3 separate regions of the Homo sapiens genome follow, and all the other regions are linked to region 3. Evidence: chromatin loops called from intact Hi-C (ENCODE). Cell type or tissue: heart right ventricle. All regions are shown on one strand.

Region 1 (8,000 bases), 620 kb after region 3:
GGACGCAGATGAGGGACGGGCGGATGACTTCCTTCGGGACGCAGATGAGGGACGGGCGGATGACTTCCTTCGGGACGCAGATGAGGGACGGGCGGATGATTCCTTCCGGACGCAGATGAGGAACGGGCGGATGATTCCTTCCAGACGCAGATGAGGGACGGGCGGATGACTTCCTTCGGGACGCCGATGAGGAACGGGTGGATGATTCCTTCAGGACGCAGATGAGGGACGGGTGGATGATTCCTTCAGGACGCAGATGAGGGACGGGCGGATGACTTCCTTCCAGACGCAGATGAGGGACGGGTGGATGATTCCTTCAGGACGCAGATGAGGGACGGGTGGATGATTCCTTCCAGACGCAGATGAGGGACGGGTGGATGACTTCCTTCAGGACGCAGATGAGGAACGGGTGGATGATTCCTTCAGGACGCAGATGAGGGACGGGCGGATGACTTCCTTCCAGACGCAGATGAGGAACGGGCGGATGACTTCCTTCAGGACGCAGATGAGGGACGGGCGGATGACTTCCTTCCAGACGCAGATGAGGGATGGGTGGATGATTCCTTCAGGACGCAGATGAGGGACGGGTGGATGATTCCTTCCGGACGCAGATGAGGAACGGGCGGATGACCTCCTTCCGGACGCAGATGAGGGACGGGTGGATGATTCCTTCAGGACGCAGATGAGGGACGGGTGGATGATTCCTTCCAGACGCAGATGAGGGACGGGCAGATGACTTCCTTCCGGACGCAGATGAGGGACGGGTGGATGATTCCTTCCAGACGCAGATGAGGAACGGGCGGATGACCTCCTTCCGGACGCAGATGAGGGACGGGCGGATGATTCCTTCAGGACGCAGATGAGGGACGGGCGGATGACTTCCTTCCAGACGCAGATGAGGGACGGGCGGATGACTTCCTTCGGGACGCCGATGAGGAACGGGTGGATGATTCCTTCAGGACGCAGATGAGGGACGGGCGGATGACCTCCTTCCGGACGCAGATGAGGGACGGGCGGATGACTTCCTTCCAGACGCAGATGAGGGACGGGCGGATGACTTCCTTCCAGACGCAGATGAGGGACGGGTGGATGATTCCTTCAGGACGCAGATGAGGGACGGGTGGATGACTTCCTTCCAGACGCAGATGAGGGACGGGTGGATGATTCCTTCCAGACGCAGATGAGGGACGGGCGGATGACTTCCTTCAGGACGCAGATGAGGGACGGGCGGATGACTTCCTTCCGGACGCAGATGAGGGACGGGCGGATGACTTCCTTCCAGACGCAGATGAGGGACGGGCGGATGACTTCCTTCGGGACGCCGATGAGGAACGGGTGGATGATTCCTTCAGGATGCCGATGAGGGACGGGCGGATGACTTCCTTCCAGACGCAGATGAGGGACGGGCGGATGACTTCCTTCGGGACGCCGATGAGGAACGGGTGGATGATTCCTTCAGGACGCAGATGAGGGACGGGCGGATGACTTCCTTCCAGACGCAGATGAGGGAGGGGTGGATGATTCCTTCAGGACGCAGATGAGGGACGGGCGGATGACTTCGTTCCAGACGCAGATGAGGGACGGGCGGATGATTCCTTCCGGACGCAGATGAGGGACGGGCGGATGACTTCCTTCCAGACGCAGATGAGGAACGGGCGGATGACTTCCTTCAGGACGCAGATGAGGGACGGGTGGATGACTTCCTTCCGGACGCAGATGAGGGACGGGTGGATGACTTCCTTCTGGACGCAGATGAGGGACGGGTGGATGATTCCTTCTGGACGCAGATGAGGAACGGGCGGATGACCTCCTTCCGGACGCAGATGAGGGAGGGGTGGATGATTCCTTCCGGACGCAGATGAGGGACGGGTGGATGATTCCTTCAGGACGCAGATGAGGGACGGGCGGATGACTTCCTTCCAGACGCAGATGAGGAACGGGCGGATGACTTCCTTCAGGACGCAGATGAGGGACGGGCGGATGACTTCCTTCCGGACGCAGATGAGGGACGGGTGGATGACTTCCTTCGGACGCAGATGAGGAACGGGCGGATGATTTCCTTCCAGACGCAGATGAGGAACGGGCGGATGACCTCCTTCAGGACGCAGATGAGGAACGGGCGGATGACCTCCTTCCGGACGCAGATGAGGGACGGGCGGATGACTTCCTTCGGACGCAGATGAGGGACGGGTGGATGATTCCTTCCAGACGCAGATGAGGAACGGGCGGATGACCTCCTTCCGGACGCAGATGAGGGACGGGTGGATGACTTCCTTCCGGACGCAGATGAGGGACGGGCGGATGACTTCCTTCCAGACGCAGATGAGGGACGGGTGGATGACTTCCTTCCAGACGCAGATGAGGGACGGGCGGATGATTCCTTCAGGACGCAGATGAGGGACGGGTGGATGACTTCCTTCCAGACGCAGATGAGGAACGGGCGGATGACTTCCTTCGGGACGCCGATGAGGAACGGGTGGATGATTCCTTCAGGACGCAGATGAGGAACGGGCGAATGACTTCCTTCGGGACGCCGATGAGGAACGGGTGGATGATTCCTTCAGGACGCAGATGAGGAACGGGCGGATGACTTCCTTCGGGACGCCGATGAGGAACGGGTGGATGATTCCTTCAGGACGCAGATGAGGGACGGGTGGATGACTTCCTTCCAGACGCAGATGAGGGACGGGCGGATGACTTCCTTCCAGACGCAGATGAGGGACGGGCGGATGACTTCCTTCCAGACGCAGATGAGGGACGGGCGGATGATTCCTTCAGGACGCAGATGAGGGACGGGCGGATGACTTCCTTCCAGACGCAGATGAGGGACGGGCGGATGACTTCCTTCCAGACGCAGATGAGGGACGGGCGGATGATTCCTTCAGGACGCAGATGAGGGACGGGTGGATGACTTCCTTCCAGACGCAGATGAGGAACGGGTGGATGACTTCCTTCGGGACGCCGATGAGGAACGGGTGGATGATTCCTTCAGGACGCAGATGAGGAACGGGCGGATGACTTCCTTCGGGACGCCGATGAGGAACGGGTGGATGATTCCTTCAGGACGCAGATGAGGGACGGGTGGATGACTTCCTTCCAGACGCAGATGAGGGACGGGCGGATGACTTCCTTCCAGACGCAGATGAGGGACGGGCGGATGACTTCCTTCCAGACGCAGATGAGGGACGGGCGGATGATTCCTTCAGGACGCAGATGAGGGACGGGCGGATGACTTCCTTCCAGACGCAGATGAGGGACGGGCGGATGACTTCCTTCCAGACGCAGATGAGGGACGGGCGGATGATTCCTTCCGGACGCAGATGAGGGACGGGCGGATGACTTCCTTCGGGACGCCGATGAGGAACGGGTGGATGATTCCTTCAGGACGCAGATGAGGAACGGGCGGATGACTTCCTTCCAGACGCAGATGAGGAAAGGGCGGATGACTTCCTTCAGGACGCAGATGAGGGACGGGCGGATGACTTCCTTCCAGACGCAGATGAGGGACGGGCGGATGATTCCTTCCGGACGCAGATGAGGGACGGGCGGATGACTTCCTTCCGGACGCAGATGAGCGACGGGTGGATGACTTCCTTCCAGACGCAGATGAGGGATGGGCGGATGACTTCCTTCCGGACGCAGATGAGGAACGAGCAGATGACTTCCTTCCGGACGCAGATGAGGAACGAGCAGATGACTTCCTTCCAGACGCAGATGAGGGACGGGCGGATGACTTCCTTCCGGACGCAGATGAGGGACGGGCGGATGACTTCCTTCCGGACGCAGATGAGGGACGGGCTGATGACTTCCTTCCGGACACAGATGAGGGACGGGCGGATGACTTCCTTCCGGACGCAGATGAGGGACGGGCGGATGATTCCTTCGGGACGCAGATGAGGGACGGGCGGATGACTTCCTTCCGGACGCAGATGAGGGACGGGCGGATGACTTCCTTCCGGACGCAGATGAGCGACGGGCGGATGACTTCCTTCCGGACGCAGATGAGGGACGGGCGGATGACTTCCTTCCGGACGCAGATGAGGGACGGGCGGATGACTTCCTTCCGGACGCAGATGAGCGACGGGCGGATGACTTCCTTCCGGACGCAGATGAGGAAGGGATTCCTTCCGGACGCAGATGAGGGACGGGCGGATGATTCCTTCCGGACACACCTCTCAATGTGCACGTGCTGCTCCTGCCAGGCGGATGACATCAGGAATGCTCATCAACTTGAGGGCGAAGAAATGCTTGGCGGTCTTCTCCTTCACCGGGTGCACCCGCCCGAACGTCCCAGTGCCCACGGTGGCCAGTGTGTCGAAGTCCTGCAGGCGGTGGGCAGGCGGCTCCGGCGACCAGGCCTTGGGGCTGGGGCAGAATGCGGGTGCCCAGCCGGGGGTCTCCTCCCACACCTCTCGGGGGTCGCTCTCCGCCACGGCCGCCTGGGCCAGTCGGGGCTCCTCCATGCGGACACACTCAGGTCCGGGGCACCGGGCCAGGCCGGAGCGCTCGGGTAGCCGGGCTTCCCGGGACGCAGCCTCGGAGGGCGGCGTGGTGGTGGCATCAACGGAGGCTCCCCATGCGTGCCCTCGCCTCCCAGCGCGCGGCCCGGCGCAGCTGACAACGCCCCCGGGTGGGAGCAGCTGCCGGCCTCGTCGGGGGGTGGGCACTGAGTGCCGCGCAGCAGCGGGGAAGATGGGGCCCGTGGCCCAGGCTGTGGGGGCAGGGAGGGGGCCCTGCGCATTCCCAGTCTCGCGCCCGCCGCCTCCTCCAGCTTGGTAGCCGCCAGCGTGCTCTACGGTGTTTTTGTTTGTTTTTTACCAGCTGATTCACAACTCAAGTAGCACAGTGAAGGTGGACAATTTGGACTGCCTAAGCATCCCAGCATCGTCTGTTCTACATATCACTATTCCAAATGGCATGCTGCTGTGTTTGTGAATCCAGCCTCCCACATTGGGTATGTCACCATTGGCCTATAACAACTGGAATGACACATCTTCACTAGAGGCAGGCCTTGGCCATCCTCCACAGCAGACTATTGAGTAACAAAATAAGCAGTACTATTTATTTACTTCTTACTATGCTGTTTAAAAAAAAAGCCTCTGATGAAATCCTGGTGGCTTCTTCTCTGTTCTTACCAATCCAGGAAGTGTAGAGAGCTGTTGAGCCCTGTTTCCAAATCCCCAGGTGAAGCTGCGCTGACATGCCTTCTGTCCATACAGCCCTTTCCAAGACTCAGCTATTTGTGATCACCCCCAAATGTTACCCTGATTCTATTACCAATTTGTAATAAAACTCACTTGTATGGTGGAAAGGCTGTTGCCAATTAATTTTATTTTCGTCACCCATTTTCCCTTCCATGTAATCGTCAAATTGTTTATTGTACATATTAAAAATGACACACAATCAAGAGGGCATATGCTATATTCAAGCAAAGAATGCTATGTGAGCCACGCGTGGTGGCTCACGCCTGTAATGCCAGCACTTTGGGAGGCCAAGGGGGGTGGATCAATTGAGGTCAGGGGTTTGAGACCAGCCTGGCCAACACAGTGAAACCCCATTTCTACTAAAAATACAAAAAAAAAAAATACCCGGACATGGTGGTGCACGCTTGTAATCCTAGCTACTTGGGAGGCTGAGGCAGGAGAATTACTTGAACCCAGGAGGTGGAGATTGCAGTGAGCCAAGATTGCACCACTGCACTCCAGTCTGGGCAACAGAATGAGATGCCATCTCAAAAAAAAAAAAAATGCTATGCGATACAAAAATGATGTACTTGTCAATAGTCCAGTGAGTCAGGGGAACCCTTTCTCTTTATTGTGGAGAAAAATAGCACAATCAGAAAAAAAATTAAAAGATAATTTTCAGGAAAACTGACAGTTAAAAATCCAATTCTGTTTTACACAAGTAGTCTTTTGTGTTTTGCAGAAAAACAAATATCTGTTGATTTGGAGATGGACAATATATGGTCCTTAGCAAATAAAAGAAGTTTAGCTGTGGGGAAACCTGCACTTCCTCATAATTTATTGAATAGCTTAAAAAGATGTCATCAGCAATTATAAGTGTGCTTCTGGGGTGCTTACTTCACAGGCCTCAAAGGGAGAAATGAGTCTGACAGGAGGCTTGAGGCACTTAAAAAACACACAGACATTCTGATTGCCACCCCTAGAAAGTGCCTTTTTTTTTTTTTAAAGTTACAAAATATGAAATGCTTCATAAATTTACATGTCATCCTTGAGCAGGGGCCATGCTAATCTTCTCTGTATCATTCCAATTTTAGTATATGTGCTGCCAATATAAGCATAGAAAGTGCTTTTCAGATGGCCAGGCACAGTGGCTCATGCCTGTAATCCCAGCACTTTGGGAGGCCTAGGTGGGCAGATCACCTGAGGTCAGGAGTTAGAGACCAGCCTGACCAACACTAAGAAACCCTGTCTCTACTAAAAATACAAAATTAGCTGGGTGTGGTGGTGCATGCCTGTAATACCAGCTGCTTGGTAGGCAGAGGCAGGAGAATTGCTTGAACCCAGGAGGTGGAGGTTGTGGTGAGCCAGGATAGTGCCATTGCACATTTTTCAGGTAAAACCATGCTTCAACTCTACTGCCTTCAATGATTGGGTAGGCTCTACCAAACAGCAAACACCTGAGCCATTCTCACTGGAAAGAAAATCACAGGCAGATCACATTCCATATCTCAATGCTTCTAAATATCAGAGAACTGCTGGGACAGTGGTGTGTGCCTGTAATCTCAGCTACTTGGGAGGCTGAGGCAGGAGGATCCTTTGAGCCCAGGAGTTTGAGACTAGTCTGGGCAACATAGTGAGATTCCATTGCAAAAAAACAGTATGTGAAGTAAATTTAAAATAAATATCAGAGAAGTGTACTTTGAAAACAAAGCAAAAATCCTGAAAAGGAAAAACACAAGCAATCCAGGGTGTACACAAGCATGTATTGTACCCAATGCAGTAAGTAACTGGACTACAGTTCATTCCAACTACTTGGTAAGGTTCATTGTGAACTGCAAACTTAGAAAGGGATCACTGTTTGCTTTTCCTTTATCTTAAAAAAATATATAGGCCAGCTTTGCAATTAAGAGGGGATACATGGTGTTTACTGTAAAGGCTTTGATGTGAGTTCAGTTCTACCCTCTTTAAAATAACCAGAAAAACTCAGAAATGGTTTGCTAGTCTGATCTATGATCCTACTGTTAGAAAAGGCATTTTGTCAACCATAATTTTTGAATGTGCATTTTGATAAAGCAAGACAATTTTTATACTGTCATAAGTGACAATCAAGACCAATTAAAGTTTAATATTTAGGTCAAGTGTCCAAACATCTGGGCAGTCCATGTCTGCCAAGTGCAGCCCTAGTGGGTTGTGTTAAGGAAGAGGTAGGAGGTACAGCAGCAAGTCCAGCTGGTGCCCAGGGAGATATTTTGGATTTCTGGAACATTGCCTTTGGTGATTGTGTTAAAACTATTTCTGACTTGAATGGTATTGTTTTCAGCCTGTCATTTCAAAGGTGCAACCCAAAATGCCAGTATTATTTGTGTGCAGAGAATACAAATAAATTGAAAACCACCATCCTTGGTTTCTACCTCTTCCCCTCCTGTGCACACTTGAGTCCACCTAAAATTTCTCTCTTAAACATCATCAGCTACTTCCTAAGGGTCAAACCATCTGGTGGTTTCTCGGATCTCATCCCACTGTTGCTCTCAGAGATACTAAACCCCACATAAATTTTCCTTCTCAAAGCTCTATAAAACCTTTCTTAGTTTCCTCATAGAATTTTCTGTTCTCCTGCCTCAAATTTCCCTCACTTTCCTTATTCTATCCAGTACTCCCCCGACCCACCCTCACCTTTTCTCTCTCCACTCTCAGCGCAATCACACTTTCTTCTACGATTTTCATAATACTTGTACACAAATGACTCATATTTGGCTCTGTCCTTCTAATTTCCAACAGAGCATTTCTAACTCTCTGCTGGATGCCACGCTGTGCTGA
Region 2 (8,000 bases), 190 kb after region 3:
GAAGCTCGAGAAATTCCAAGTAGGATACAAGGACCCATACTAAGACACATTGTAATTAAACTGCCAAAAGACAAAGAGAGAATCTTGAAAGCACCAAGAGAGAAGTGACATATCCCATACAAGGGATCTTCAACAAGATTATTAGCCAGTTTCTCACCAGAAACCTTGAAGGCCAAAAAGAAGTGTGCTTATATACTTAAAGTGCCTAAGAACAGAACCGTCAAGCAAGAACTCTATATCCATGTAACTGTCCCTCAAAAATCAAGGTGAAAATTAACACATTCCCAGATAAACAAAAAATGGAGAAAGTTTGTTACCACTAGACCTGCATTACAATAAATGCTAAAGGGAGTCCTTCAAGTTCAAATGAAAGGATACTAGATGTAACCTGAATGCAGGAGGAACAGGCTTTTCTCCCTGGTCCTGGTATGTGGCTTCTCTCAGCATGCTTCTTCAGTGGCCTGTGATGCATTCCACCTCCCTGTGGACAGCATTCTCCTGTACTCCAGTGGGTAGCTTCCAAGCACACCAACTTTTTGGATAGATTCCTATCCTGGTTGGAGATGCAGTTTCTTCCCTTGGAACCTTTCCCTGACATCTTAAGTGTGGCTTCCCAGAGAGTTCCACCAGTACAGAACCTCTACAAGCCTCTCCCTCATTCAGTGGGCCCCAGTTGCACCCTCTCTAACAAGGTCCAAGGAATTTCATCCCTGGACAAAACTGTGGTAGCAGCTACTGTCTGTCCTTCACAGTAGCTGTGTGTGAGTCACTGTCATCAAGATTTGTTCCTTCCTTGGGTGCTCTGCCTCAGACCTAAAGACACAGGATGCTACCTGCTTCTGCTCTTCCTGTATTCTTTAGAGTTCTCTTTACCTCTTAGTAAGTTCCCATTACTCCAACCACCTGTTATAGCTAATATTTCCTTGAACTTTCCCTGATTTAAAAATATGACCACAGGAACTGATTTTCTTCAGTTTTAAGTCATTATTTTGAACGACATGAGAAAGGAGAGAAGTAATCCACTAGGTACACAATTTGCTACCTAAATAATCCCCAATTGCTATGCGGCAGGACCCCACATGTGGTCCTTCATTTTTTATGACTGTCTCTATAACACAGGGCCTCTACAGTAACATCAATGCGGGCCTCCTGCATGTGCAGCTGACCTCTGAACAATGTGGGGGTTAGAAATGCTGACCCCTCACATGTAGTAGAAAATCCACATATAACTTTTAACACCCCCAAAATTAACTATTAATAGCCTATTATCAAATGGAAGTCTTGCTGATCACATAATTAACATGTTTTGTAGGTTATATGTGTTTTATACTATATTCTTATAGTAAAGTCAGCTAGAGAAAAGGTTATTAAGAAAATCATAAGGAAGAGAAAATATATTTCCTACTCATTAAGTGGAAGTGGATCATCATAAAGGCCTTCCTCCTCATCATCTTCACATTGAGTTGGCTGAGAAAGAGGAGGAGTTGGTCTTGCTGTCTCAGGAGCAGCAGAGACAGAAAAAAACCCATGTATAAGTGGACCTGCACAGTTCAAACCCATGTTGTTCAAGAGTCAACTGTACCTTGGTCCTGAGACAACAGAAAGAGGCATCCTCCATCTGCGGCATAGAGAAGACAGAAGGAGAATCCTTGTGGGGGAGGGTGTGGCTGGCAGTTTCCACAGATGGCTACCTGACAGAAGTTCTGGGGGAGGACTCAAAGGAGGCCCCAACTTTCCCAAGGACCCCACACTGGGCTGGGTGGATGAAGCCTGAACTGTGTGGACACGGGGCTTCAGGAGACAGTGTGCGGGGCCAGCGAGTGCAGCAGGGACCAGATCCCCAAAAGCAACCGGAGAGACCACCCTCACACAGTCTCAGTAGTAGAGGGCAGGGCTCTTACTCACTCTGGAAGTTGCTCTGAGCTACGCAGTAAGGAGAAAAACAAAACACATCTAGGGAGACTAAAACGACAGAAAGACAGCTTGACAGGGCTAAAATAAAGAACAGTTAATATAAGAGATTCGTGATAGAGTTATCCCTTCCCAGGAGCTGAAGGTGGGTCCAGTCTTTCCCTCACCCTCTCCTGTGAGGGCAGGAAGGCGCAGCCCTACTGGGCTCCAAGGCTCCGAGGTCCCATGAGGCCTCCAGGGGAAAGCCAACAAGTTGCAATCTCATCCTGAAATGAGGACTGATCCCTGAGGACCGGGAAGAAACTTCAAGGCAAGAGGCACTTTCACATAAACAGTGATCATAAAACAGCCGACACGCCCAGAGGGCTCCCATTTTGCTGGCCCTTCTAACCATTACTTCATTAAATCCACATGCAGAATCAGAAGGTGCTCCTGACTGCACCCTTTGGGTGAGGAAATCAACGCTCCAACAGGTGACATAACCGCTTGGCTGACGAGCAAGAGGTGGAGAGAAGAAATGTAGCGTGCAAGAGCTCCTGGACCCAGCAGGAACAGGCGCCCTGCCCCTGCCTCTGCCTCTGGGAGGGGCTGCCCATCAGCCACCACGAGGCCTGAAGGACAGCCTGACTCACTGACCAGTCATCGGGGTGTGATGGGTTTTTTAATTTGAATTTTTACTATCAATCGTTTCTAGTTTTTCTGTTCTAGGACTTTTTTTTTTTTGGACAGAGTCTTGCTCTGTCATCCAGGCTGGAGTGCAGTGGTAAGATCTCGGCTCACTATAACCTCTGCCTCCTGGGTTCAGGTGATTCTTGTGGGTCAGCCTCCTGAGTAGCTAAGATTACAGGTGTGCGCCACCATGCCCGGCTAATTTTTTTGTATTTTTAGTAGAGATGGGGTCTCATCATGCTGGCCAGGCTAGTCATGAACTCCTGGCCTCAGGTGATCCATCCGCCTTGGCCTCCCAAAGCGCTGGGATTATAGGCATGAGCCACTCTGCCAGGCCTGTTCTAGGACTCCTAAACGTGAATAAAATAGAAGCTTAGATACAAAACCAAACGGCTTGCATGGCTACTTCACAAGAAAAGGATATCCAAATGGCAAATAAGGAAACAGAAGTTCGGCCTCACTGTTGATGAGGAAAGTACCAATTCCCCAGCCAGATACTGCTACACACGCATCCGAACGGCCAAAACCAGAGAGAATTACTGACAACACCGGTGTCAGTGAGGACATGGGGCAAGTAGAAAGCCACCCCAGCCACGGCAATGGAGATGGCACGGCCATTCTGCAAAGCTGGCAGCTGTTATGTGGTCACACATGCGCGCCCCAGGGGCCAGCAACTGCCCTCCTACTGTACTGACATATACCTGCACGTGCGCCCCAACACACATGCTCGACCGTGATGAGCAATACTGTGCACGGAGCTGTGCTTCTTTGTATATTCTACCTTCATAAGTTTGTTTAAAAATAAGCAAAAGAGTAAGGTAGAGAGGCTTTGGTGAGAAACCGAAAGCGTGGAGAGAAAGGTGAGCTCTACCCCAAAATTTCCCAAGCGCCTGCAGAACAAGGACCGTCTCCTGCTGAAGTGGAGTCCTCAGGGCCTTGATAGACACAAGCCCAGAGCAGAGAAGCAGCAAAGGTTTGCTGAGACCAACAGGATCATATGGCAGAACATCTGCCCCTTTCTTTGAGAGTGGATGGACAGGTAGAATCAAGAGAGGCTGGAAGAGAAAGATGCCACTTTTTATTTTCAGGTTTGCTGTATTAAATGAAGACAGACCAGAAGATAAAGTCACAACAGCAGTTCGGACCAGCTTCACCATCCAGAGACACAGGACGCTCAGTACAAACCTGGCAGTTCTGGTCCCTGCCCTGGCGGCCCCTGGCTCTGTGAGCTCTGAGAAGAGAGCAGGGCAAAGCCATAGGGTTTCAGAAGTGCTGCGAGCTGCTAACGCACCCTCAGGGCAGCAGACATCCCAGGTTTAAGGCCTCCTCTGAAAGGTGTCCAAGTAACACATGTAACTTATGCTTCAGTGTAGAATACTTAAATTTTTAAAAATTATCCATATGAATGCCAGATCGCTGGCACATGGAAAGCACATAGATGGGGTTTCACTGTGGAAGCAAAAACCAGTTACAGGCACATAACCTTACACCAGCCGTCCTCCCGCCGTCTTAGCAGGCTAGCCGCCTTCCTCTCCCTTTCTGGTGCATGTGGGCGGCACCTCATGATGACCCTGCTGTGTCCCAGCTCTGCACTCCACTCTCCTGCCCCTGCTGCACCTGCTGGGATGCAGCTGGCTTTTCATACAAGTGCATCTGAGCCTTCCTCTCCCCTCCCTCCCCAGCTCTTCCCCACACACAAACTGTCGAGGGGTAACAGAAGGTAAATTAGAGATGCATTTTCTACCCTGCAGTCTTCTGACGTAACTCCCACCAACAGCAACATAAATTATAGCAGGAAAGGACGGGCCTAGGGAGTCGCTTTGGAAACACCGATGGTCCCTAAGGCCTCCACGTCAGCTAGCAAAAAATAAAAATTCCAAGAGCTGTGAAGACCAAGACTAAAAAAAATAATTGTGTGTGGGGGGACTCTCTTGCCAGTATTTTTGGACAGTGAATAAACCAGCTGCAGAAGACAGGGAGCAGAGCCAGGAATATAAAGTGAAGGGGGTGAGAAGGGGGTCGTGGGAGCGTTCCAAGCCTGAGACCTACATAGCAGTGAATTTGGGACAACCTTGTGAAATCTCTAGGCAGCAGGCCTGGTGATTTAAGGAGTGAGACGGGGAGAGGACGTTGTTTTCGTCAGAGCTTGGCTCTGAGGCCCTGGTCAGCTGCGCTTTGTAACCATCACTACCATCAGGGCATCCTGCAGAAGCAGGCTGGAGGCTGCAGCCTGGACTTCATAAAACACGCCACATCCTGCGTCTCTTTGGGAAGCCCCGGAGATGGCTGGTAATCCACCCACCCAAGGCCTGTCCCGCCTCTTCCCATTCACCTGGGCTGGATCCATGGAGGCAAGAAACTCCATAGAAAACTACATGGGAAAAAGGAGCATGTTGTTTTCATTCACAACAGAAAACAGAGCTACGGTGCCACTGCGAAAGATCGAAGAGACTACCAAGGTGTAAATATTATAGGAGCAAAAAGGTATCACTTCTCTTACTGGGGAAAAACAAGGCTGGGTTCTGTGTTGAAGCTTGTTCTCAAGGTGATGCCGAGCACTCCAGACTGAGATGCCACCTTGCTGGAGAAGGGCAGGCACAACAGGTGACAGATAGGCCTCATGTGGCCGTTTATAGCATCTGGGCCTCAGTGAGGGGAGATGATACAAGGGCATGAGGTCTACCTGGTGGTCTGCCACTTTTGGCCTAATCGTTTATGATCAGCTTTGTGTTTCAGTGAAAAAATGATATTAGGGATGTGTTTTGGAGGCACTGGTATTGCAGAGAGATTGGTTTTCTGGGGCAAGTGCACATCCAGGCAGGAAGGCAGTCAGCACATTTTATGGAGTGGCCGCTCTGCTGTGGGCACGGAAGGCAGCATGGTGTCCAAACAGGTGTGGCCTGTCCCGGGCCTGCACAGAGCTCTCAGCTCAAAGGCCAGTGGGGAGGACACAGTCAAAACAAGTGAGCAAATACATAACAACAATATCAGCTGTTGTAACACGTGTAACGTAAGGAAGAGGTGCCGAGGGAGACTTAAGCAGCACCCCATTTGAAGCAGGCTGTCAGGGGCAGAGATCTCTTGAGAAGACATTTACACTAACACCCAAAGAAAGGAAAAGGGTAAGTTAAGGAAAGGGAAGACAGCACTGGGGAGGGTCCTGGGGTTAGAATGCTGTGGCCGAGAGCACAAAGGAGGCTTCGAGGCTGCAGGGGGCTGAACGGTGGGTCCCCTCGGCCTCAAAAGATAGTCCACTCGGAACCTGCAAATGAGACCTTATTTGGCAAAAGGGCCTTGGCAGATGTAATTAAGCTAAGGATCTGGAGATGAGACCATCCTGGATTTGGGTGGGCCCTAAATCCAATGACAAGCGTTCTTCCAAGGGAAGAAAAGGTGAGAGGACACACAGAGAAGAGACCACGTGAAGTCAGAGGCAGAGATGGAGGTGATGCACCTCCAAGCCAGGGGAGGCCAAGGGTTGCCGGGAGCCACGAAACGGATTCACCTTTGGAGTTTCAAGAAGGAAGCACTGTGCTGACACCTTGATTTTGGACTTCTGGTTTCTAGAACTGGGCTCCAAACGTGGCCTGCCGCTGCCTCGTGTGTGACGTTGGGCAAGTTACCAAACTTCAATGTGATTCTATTTTTTGTTTGTTTGTTTGTTTTGTTTTGAGATGGAGTCCCACTCTGTCACTCAGGCTGGAGTGCAGTGGTGTGATCGCAGCTCACTGCAAACTGCACCTCCCGGGTACAAGCGATTCTCCCGCCTCAGCCTCCCAAGTAGCTGGGATTACAGGCATGTGCCACCGCACCTGGCTAATTTTCGTACTTTTAGTAGAGACAGGGTTTCACCATGTTGGCCAGGCTGGTCTTGAACTCCTGACCTCAGGTGATCCACCTGCCTCAGAATCCCAAAGTGCTGGAATTACAGGCATCAGCCACTGGGCTCGGCCCCCTGATAAAGTTTTTTTTTTTTTCTGTACAATGAAGATAAAAATAATACCTCTCCCATGGGGCTGCATTCAATAATTTCCTACATAAATGCCTAAGGGAACCCAGTGCGTGGTGCAGGTCTGCTGCATTCACCACCCTCCTCATGACCAGACATGGAGGAGGCAGAAAGGATATAAGAGGAAACTGCATGGACTCAGTGGCTTTGGACTCAAGCAATGCAAGGATGGTGGTGCTATTTACTGAGAGGGGAGATGTGGGCTAGGAGTAGAGGTCCCAGTTTAGAAAGGGTCCTGTTTGAAGTGTCTGTGAGAGAACAAAGGGGAGCTGGTGGGACTGCATCCCTTGTGGGTAGGCAGGGATTTTATCTGTGTTTGCTTCTCACTGCAGGCCCACAGCTAGCAGAGTTCAGGCCCTGGCAAGGTTTACTGAAGGCTTCATGTTGGAAAGGCTTCATCAGGAAGGGGCCTGCGGCTGGGAGGAGTGGGAATGCTGCAGGCTCTTTCTGTTCCTTCTGCCATCGCCCTGCCCCACAGGACGATGCTGCTGGACAACAGAGATTGGACGTGAAGATGCATCAATGACTAACAATCCGACGTGCTGAGACCCACAAACCCTCAGCTGTCTGTGTACCGAGGCCCTGCAAATTCTCCCATTCCTCAATGATAAAATACAGGAAAAAGCAAGGGAGAGAACAGCCACGACTATCATGGCGAGGGAGAGGGAGGACCTGATGAAGAAGAAGAGTGAAAGATTTTCACAACTTTGTGATTTACAGAACAGCCTCTCTCCTGGGGCCATGGGACCTGGGGGAATGGGGTGAGAATCCCAATATAAGAAACCCCATGGCAGGCCAGGCCAGCGAGAGTACGAGAGTACACTAATGCCGCTGTCTGAACTGGGTGGTGTTTAGGATCCCCCCAGAGCAAAATGCCCCTGTGGTATCCCAGAGCAACCATGGGTGGGCAGGGCAGGAAGCAGTTCAGATGGTGACAGGGTTCCTGCCAAGACATGAAGGCAAAAAGCTCTGGAAAGCCTTGTCTTTGGGCTACCAATGCCAGGGAAGCCCTAGCTAATGTCATCCCGAGAAGGCAGACAACACCAGTTCCCTTCAAAGAGGCACCTATGGCATTTGCATAGCGTTGATAACGTCTTATTCTTGCAAATGTTGCCCTCGCCTAGAGACAACTTAAATGTTGACAGTCTCAGGACACTGGCTCCTTCAGACATTCAGAGGTTCTGATATCCTCCTGCTATGATGTTTACTGGGTGTCACCTGTTATGAGATAAGACACGTAACGTGCCAAGAAGACCAGTCTTCCACTAGGACCCACAAACTCCAATCACAAACGTGGAGCACCCATGACAACCACAATCCCTGCCAATTTCTCTCTGCACTTAACAAAGCCTTAGACAGGGAAGGGCAACTGGTACCATCCTCGTTCTTCTGTGAGTGCTAATAACAAGAG
Region 3 (8,000 bases):
CTCCTCTGCCGTTCAGGGCCTTCAGCCTGGGCCCTAGACACGCATGCCACATCCATCTTCTCCCCTCTTGGAACCCGAGGACTCAAAGCTCTACTGGCATCCCCTCTCCTCTGTCCTCATTTCCTGTTTCCCTGGCTACAGGAACACCTGACGATGCCCATTTGCAGCAAACCAACCATGGCTCAGAATTCCTCCAAGCTCAGTCATGCTCTGAGGGCATGTGAAAAGAATGCCCTGCAGAGGAGGAGAGATTTGTTTGTGGCCTTGATGTCATTTGAGATTCTGAGTGTCCAACTGGGGAAATCAACGTTTCCAGGTGGAAACAAAGGGGGCTGCAGAAAGCTGCCCACCCAAGCCAAGGGTCCCTGTTTTGCTGAGTCTAGCGAGGGACTTCCTGTCCCCACTGCTCCACTCCCTCCTCCAGCCCAACTCTCCCTGAGGCAGATGGCAGCAGAGAGAGGAGCAGGGGTTTCCAGGTCAGGCGAGAGTCCTCAGTGGGAGCCTGCTGGGAGGTGGTTTTCTGCCTGAAAGCAGAAGTGGTGGTGTGACAGTCCGTGGACACCAGAGTAGGGACAGAAAAATTGTCTCAGACCCCATCTACAATAAAAATGTATACAAAGGCCTCCCATCCTAGGGGCAGGTATGTGCCTAGAAAGTACCCCTTCTGGCTCTGCCAACAGCTGTACCAGCTTCATTTGCTGGAGGTGAAGAGGCGGCCACATGACCCTGGACTGGCCGGCGTGGTGGGGTCGGCACGCAGGTCTTGACTGCAGCAAGTTCTATGTGTTTGTGCACAATTAGCCAGATAGCCTCTCCTCTGGGGAACCAGTTCATTCCAAGCCAAGAGTAGATGAGTGGGCCCTGTGCCAGGGAGACAAATGACTGGTGACACCGTGGTGTTTCACTGAAGCTCTGCTGGGGGACCCATCACAGCCTCTGCCTGAGCTGCTGGCTTTCAAGTGCCCTGGGGCTGAGCCCTGGGAATATCCTTGTTTATCTGCAGTTGCTGGCCTGGCTCCTCTTCCCCTTTCTCTATTCCTCCCTCTCTTCTCTGGGGAGCAAGCGGCCCACCCCCACCCCTGTACCACTGGGTCCTGAATGTCCAAAAAGCCAAGGAGGTTCTGGCCTCAACTCAGCCTCTCCTTGAGGCAAATCACCTCACTTGGGAGTGGGGGTTCTTCAACTTTACACATCCCGGTTACCCAGGGGGCGTGGTGAGCATCGGATGAAAAACTGGGAGGGGGAACTTGAATGCTGCTTCTGAACGCGTATCCGGGGTGAGAGCTCATCTCCCTCCTGGATCCTGTCTTCCTGCACCAAATTGCCAAGGCCAATGCTCTGCCCCTTGGGTAGGCCAGTCCACCCCCCTTCCTGTCCACCCACCCCAGATGCCAAGTCTGTGGTGGGGTGGCCCATGCTGGGGCATGAGAAGTTTGGGGGATGAGGAGGAGAACCATATCCACCAGGGAGGACCCGGGGTGAGGAAAAGATGAGACAGGATGACACTCAGGAGAGGCCGCCTTTCAGGAGATGGACCTCAGAACGATGGCTTTTCCTTGATAACTCTAGACCTTGAGCTACACTGGCCTCTCTCTGAGCCTGCGCCAGCCACAGGGATGTGAAGGTTGAGATATTCCATACGTGGTTGGCTGACAGGTAGCTGAGTACAGCCATTGTAGAGGGGGATCTCGCTCTGCTTAGTGACATTGATACCTGTATCATTCAAGTGCTAGACATTTTGTTCCTGGGCATATGTCCCAAAGACTTGCACACAAAGCGACCGAGAAGTGATTTACCACAGTATTGTTTGGGGACAGTGGAGTTAGAGGCTGGCATCCATCACTGGGGAATGGGTGAGTAAAATGAGATTGTCACATGGATGACCCACAGCCACAAACAGGGTGGACACCCATCACTGTGGCTACAGCCTTAAAAATAGCGTGAGTGAGAAAAGTAAGAAGCAGGACAAAATCTCTAACACTGCATCATTTGTAGGAACCTGAAAATACATACCTATCAATCAACTTGTCAGGTTTCTCAAGTGTGCGGAGAAAAAGAAAGATAAACATTAAATGCAACAGTAGGGATGAATGTGCAAAGGTGGGAGTGGAGAATTGGGATAAAGAGGAATAAAGTAAAGCACAGTAGGAGCAGGACCTCACATGGAGAAATTGTGCTAGCACACCATGAACTGAGCAACTGGTTGACTCTGCCCCTGAAGGAAAAGGAGCAGTTAAAGCCCTAAAGAAGTGAATGTCAGCTGCAGAGAAGGGATACGCACTATTCATCACTAAAGCATGGGCAAAACTGTGATCACAGGGCCAGCCCCTCCCTCTGCTCCCATCCACACCAACAGCACCAACTGTTGGCTAGGTCTAGAGCAGAACTCTTCCCCTTTGCCTTCTAAGAACAGACTCTGAGACGTGGTGACTGCTCCAGGGCAACCTCCCTCTTCCCAAATGACACCAGAGGATCTCTTTGAGTGGTGAAGGCTCAGCATCTTCATTAGCTCTCCGATTTAGAGATGGCCAAGCTAAAATCTACAGCACCTAGCTCAGTGCCTGGCAGAAAGTTGATCCTCAAATGATGGATGGATGAATGACCATACCTGCTTGGCAGCTGCTTAGCTTTGGTTGGGCCAGAGAAGAATCAGTCAAATGATCCCTATGGTGTGCTGAACACTGCAAAGTTGCCAGAATAAGACCCTGTGCTTGCTCTTGAGGTGTTTGCCTAGTGTTTCTCAACTAGGTTACATATGTCGTGGTCCCAAAACTTGTCTTGGCCATCTAGTATGTGCTGGGCTTTTGCTACCAGTTGGGGTAAAGAAATGAGTACAATGGGTCCTAGATACAGACATAAAACAGATAACCTGCAATATGAGGAGTGACTGAGATACGCCAAGAGTGTGGGGAGTGCAGGGAATGTAACTGGCAGGCAGTGGACCTAATGAGTGAGTCCTGAAGGTGTCAATAGCCCAAAAAACAAAATTATGAGTTAGGAAGATTTGTTCTTTTCAACTGCATATGAAAATATTTGCCAAAGAGGATCTCTACAAGTTTGAGCAGTAGCTGGTTTCTTTTTTCTTTTTCTTTCTCTCTCCCCTCGACCTTCCTTCATGGGTGATTTGGGACAGAGACAATGCCATGGGCTCACCAAATCATATTTCACTTTCCTCTCCCTGGGCACATTGGAAGACTTTTCCAGCATGACTTGTAATTAAATTGGAGCTATATGACCATAGTTTGGCCATTGTGGTGCAGGAGGAAGTAAGGTGTACAACTTTCAAGCCAGCTATAACCTCCCTTGAACCATCATCCATTCTCTCTTGCCTTTCCACAGTGACCTCAGTGGGTATATATTTACATGGCAATGTCACAAGATGAAGCTTGGATCCCAAAGTCACCACTCAGAGAAATTGCCCAGGAGAGCTAGTCAGCCAGCACTGGGTGTGATATGAGTCACTGAGATGTGGGTTTATTTGTTCCTGCAGCAAAGCCTGTTATATCCTTACTAATATGCTAGGTACACTGCTTTCCAAAGTAGCTATTTTGAGGAACCACAGCTCTTCTTAAAAAATTATGCCAATTTTATTTATTTATTTATTTGAGACAGGGTCTTGCTATGTTCCCAAGGCTGGGTTGCAGTAGCTATTCATGGATGTGATCATGGATCACTGCAGCCTGGAATTCCTGGGCTCAAGCAATCCTTTTGCCTCAGCCTCTTAAGTAGCTAGGACTGTAGGCATGTGCCACTAAATTTATTTTATTTCTTAACAGCTTTATTGAAATATAATTTACATACCATACTATTGACCCATTCAGAGTGTACAATTCAGTGGTTTTTGGCATATTCAAATTTATACCACCATTACCAGTCAATTTTATAACATTTTAGTCACCCCTAAAAGGAAACTCCATCCTTATTAGCACCCAATTCTATACCCTACTACTAGGCAACAACTAATCTTCTTTCTGTCTCTATAGATTTGCCTGTTCTGTATATTTCATATAAATGGAAGCATAAAACATATGGTCTTTGTGACTGGTTTCTTTCACTCTTATCATGTGAATGAACCTTAAAATGTTTTTCTTTCTTTCTCTCATTATTATTTTGAGACAAGGTCTCAGTCTGTCACACAGGCTGGAGTGCAATGGCGCAATCTCGGCTCACTACAACCTCTGCCTCCTGGGTTCAAGCAATTGCCTCATTCTCCCGAGTAGCTGGGATTACAGGTGCACACCACCCCACCTGGCTAATTTTTTGTTTTGTTTTGTTTTGTTTTTTGTAGAGATGGAGTTTCACCATGTTGGTCAGGCTGGTCTTGAACTCCTGATCTCATGTGATCCACCGGCCTCGGCCTCCCAAAGTGCTAGGATTACAGGCACGAGCCACCATGCCCGGCCTTGTTCTGTCATTATTATAAGCATCCTAGTGTGTGTGAAGTGGTATGTTATTGTAGTTTTGATTTGTTTTTCCCTGGTGACTAATGATTAGCATTTCCTCTACTTGTCATTTTAAAATCTTCATTGAAGAAATTCTATTTAAATCCTTTACCCATTTTTTAAATGTGGTTGTCTTTTTATTGTTGTGAGCGTTCTTTAGATGTTTTTGATGTTAGAACCTTATCAGAAATATGTCTTGCAAATACTATCAAGAAAGTTAAAATGGGAGAAAAGTATCTTTTGAAGTGAAAAGTTTTCAAGTTTTATGAAGTCCAATAGATTAATTTTTTCTTTGGTTGCTTGTGCTTCTGGTATAATAGCCAATAAACCATTATTTAATCCAAGGTCATGAAAAGGTACCTGTATTTTCAAGGAGTTTTATTACTTTGGTTCTTACATTTAAGTCTTTTTTCCATTTTGAGTTAATTTTTTGTATACGGTATAAGGTAAGGCTCTAATTCATTCTTTTGCGTGTGGATGTCCAGCTGTTCCAGCACAACATGTTGAAAACAGTATTCTTTCTCCTACTTAATGATCTTGCCACTCTTGTCAAAAATTAATTGACCATAGATGTGCAGGTTTATTTCTGGACTCTTAATTTTATGCCATTCATCTATATATGTATCCTTATGCCTGAACCACACTGTGTTGATTACTGTAACATAACCCCACTGACACTGGGAAGTACAAGTCCTCCCACCTTGTTTCTCTTTTTCAAGATTGTTTTGGCTATTTTGGGCCACTTACATATCCATATGAATTTTAGGATTTTTCTTTCCGTTGTTGCCCAGGCTGGAGTGTAGTGGTGCAATCATTGCTTACTGTAGAGTCAATCTCCTGGGCTCCCACCCCAGCCTCCTGAGGAGCTGTGATTACAGGTGCATGCCACTGCACTGGCTAATTTTATTATCTCTATTTTTATATACATGGGTTGAGGGGGGGGATCTCTCTTTGTTGCCCAGGCTGGTCTTGAACTGACTTCAAGTGATCTTCCCACCTCAGCCTCCCAAACTGCTGGGATTACAGGCATGAGCCACCATGCCTAGCCTGAATTTTAGAATTAGCTTTTATATTTCTGCGCAAAAAAAAAAGGCGGTTGGAATTTTGTTAGGAATTAGATTGAATCTGCAAATCAATTAGGGATACTCAGTGTCCTTTGACCTACATCTTCCCATTCCCCTGCCCCATAACTCTGGTCTTGGTAACCACTGTTTTATTCTCTATATATTTGACCTTTTAAAAAAGATTCCACATGTAAGTGAGACTATGCAATATGTTTTGTGTCTGACTTAATTCACTTAGTGTAATGTCCTCCAGGTCCATCCATGCAGGGACAAATGGCAGGAGTTCCTCTTTTTTAAGGCTGAATAAAATATTCCATTGTATATATACCACAGCTTCCTTATTCATTTGTCCATTGATGGACACCTAGATTGTTTCCATATCTTGGTTATTGTGACTAATTCTGCATTAAACATGGGAGTGCAGTATTTTTATGAGGTGGTCATTTCATTTCTGTTGGGTATGTACCCAGAAGAGGGATTGCTGGGCCATATGGTAGGTCTATTTTTTAATTTTCTGAAACTTCCATACGGTTTTTCATAATGGCTATACCAATCTACATTCCCACCAACAGAGTTGATACAAGGGGTACAAAGGGTTCTCTTTTCTCCACACTCTCACTAGCACCCGTTATCTCTTGTATTTTTTAATAATAGCCATCCTAACAGGTGCGAGATGGCATCTCATAGTGGTTTCATTTACACTTCTCTGATTGGTGTTGTTGAACTCCTTTTCATGTACTGTTGGCCATTTGTATGTCTCTTTGGAGAAATGTCTGTTCAAGTCCTTTGCCCATTTTTAAATTGGGTTATATGTTTTCTTGCTATTGAGTTGCATGAGTTCTTTATACATCTTGGATATTAACCCCTTATCTGATACATGGATTTTTCTAATCTGTAGGTTGCCTTTTCATTTTGTTGATTATTTTCTTTGCTGGGCAGAAGCTTTTTAGTTTGATGTAGTCCCATTTATTTATTTTTGTTTTTGTAGCCTGAGCTTTTGATGTGATATCTAAGAAATCATTGCCGAGGCCAATGTCAAAGAGCTTTACCCTTCTAGGAGTTTTAGAGTTCCAGGTCTTAGGTTTAGGTCTTTTCTTTTATCCTACACAAAAATCAACTCAAAATGGATAAGAATCCAGTGTAGGGTAACAGTCCAGTTTTATTCTTCTGCATGTGGAAATCAGTTTTCCCAGGACCATTTATTGAAGAGACCATCCTTTCCTCATTGTCTTTCTTGGTGCCCTTGTTGAAAATTAGTTCACTAATTATGACTGGATTTATTCCTGTACTCTATTCCACCGGTCAGTATGTCTGGTTTTATGCCAGTACCATAGTGTTTGATTACTATAGCTTTGTAATACAATTTTGAATTGGGAAGTGTGATGCCTCCACCTTTTTTTTCCTCAAAATTAATTTGGCTGTTTGGAGTCTTTTGTGGTTCCATGTGAGTTTTGGGATTCTTTTTGCTATTTCTATGAAGAATATCATTGGGGTTTTGGTATGGATTGCATTGAATCTATATATTGCTCTAGGCAGTACGGACGTTTTAAAAACATCAATTCTTCCAATTCATAAGCATGGAATATATTCACTTATTTGTGTCCTCTTCAATATCTTTCATCAGTGTTTTATAGTTTCAGTATACAGGTCTTTCACTTCCTTGGTTAAATTTATTCCTAAGTATTTTTTTTATGCTTCTGTAATTAGGATTGTTTTCTTGATTTCTTTTTCAGTTTGACCATTATTTGCATATAGAAATGCTACAGATTTTTGTATATTGATTTTGTATTTTGTAACTTTACATAATTCATTTATTAGATCTAACAGGTTTTTTTTTTTTGGTGGACTCTTTGGCATTTTCTACATATAGGATTATGCCATCTTCAAATAGAGATAAGTTTACTTCTTCCTTTTTGATTTGGGTATCTTTTTATTATTTTTTTCTTGTCTAATTGCTCTTGATAGAACTTCCAGTACTATGCTGAAAAGAAGTGGTGAGAGTGGGCTTCCTTGCCCTGTACCAGATTTGAGAGGAAAAAGCTTTGTTTCTCCCCATTGTTTATGATGTTAGCTGTGTCTTTTTGATGACTAGCTTTTATTATCTTGAAGAACTTTCCTTCTATACTTAAACTGTTAAGAGTTTTTTTTATTATGAAATAACGTTGAACTTTGTTGAGTGATTTTTGTGCATCAGTTGATATGATCATGTGGTTTTTGTCTTTCAGTCTGTTAATGTGATGTATAACACTGATTGGTTTGCATAAGTTAAAACAGCCTTGCATGACACTTGATCATGATGTGCAATATTTTTGATGTGTTATTGAACTCAATTTGCTCCTCAAATTTTATTGTGGATTTTCACATCAATGTTTATCAGAGATATTGGCTTGTAGTTTTCTTTTCTTGTGGTGTCTTAGTCTGGCTTAGGTATCAAGGTGATGTTGGTCTTATACAATGTGTTAGGGAGTATTTCTCCCAGTTCTATTTTTTGGAA

Evidence for each region. A loop is a pair of places that touch in the nucleus more often than their neighbours do. Peaks named below come from ENCODE experiments on the same cell type or tissue, not always from the same donor. Only the 100,000 strongest peaks of a DNase experiment are listed, where the experiment ranks them.
Region 1: a loop joins it to region 3, with 2.9 times the contacts of the local background. A loop is called at or near these places in 31 of 110 quality-filtered maps.
Region 2: a loop joins it to region 3, with 2.7 times the contacts of the local background. A loop is called at or near these places in 31 of 110 quality-filtered maps.

The regions. Positions count from the first base shown.
Region 1 is chr15:100,554,492-100,562,491 of GRCh38, forward strand. LOC102723335 (a long non-coding RNA gene) reads left to right here and starts at 4,175. Exons shown (of 3, transcript NR_135693.1): 1 at 4,175-4,331; 2 at 4,822-4,954; 3 at 5,144-5,308. It also overlaps the pseudogene PRKXP1 and the pseudogene RNU6-181P. In heart right ventricle, no CTCF peak of the experiment used is centred here; a DNase peak (open chromatin) is centred at 4,983.
Region 2 is chr15:100,121,349-100,129,348 of GRCh38, forward strand. All of the region lies in intron 12 of ADAMTS17 (ADAM metallopeptidase with thrombospondin type 1 motif 17), which reads right to left. Among named protein-coding and RNA genes, the nearest start is that of ADAMTS17, 220 kb to the right of the region's middle. RefSeq lists an enhancer at 1,916-3,115. In heart right ventricle, no CTCF peak of the experiment used is centred here; a DNase peak (open chromatin) is centred at 4,670; H3K27ac peaks cover 1,832 bases.
Region 3 is chr15:99,931,978-99,939,977 of GRCh38, forward strand. No RefSeq gene overlaps it. Among named protein-coding and RNA genes, the nearest start is that of LYSMD4, 200 kb to the left of the region's middle. In heart right ventricle, no CTCF peak of the experiment used is centred here; no DNase peak of the experiment used is centred here; H3K27me3 peaks cover 639 bases.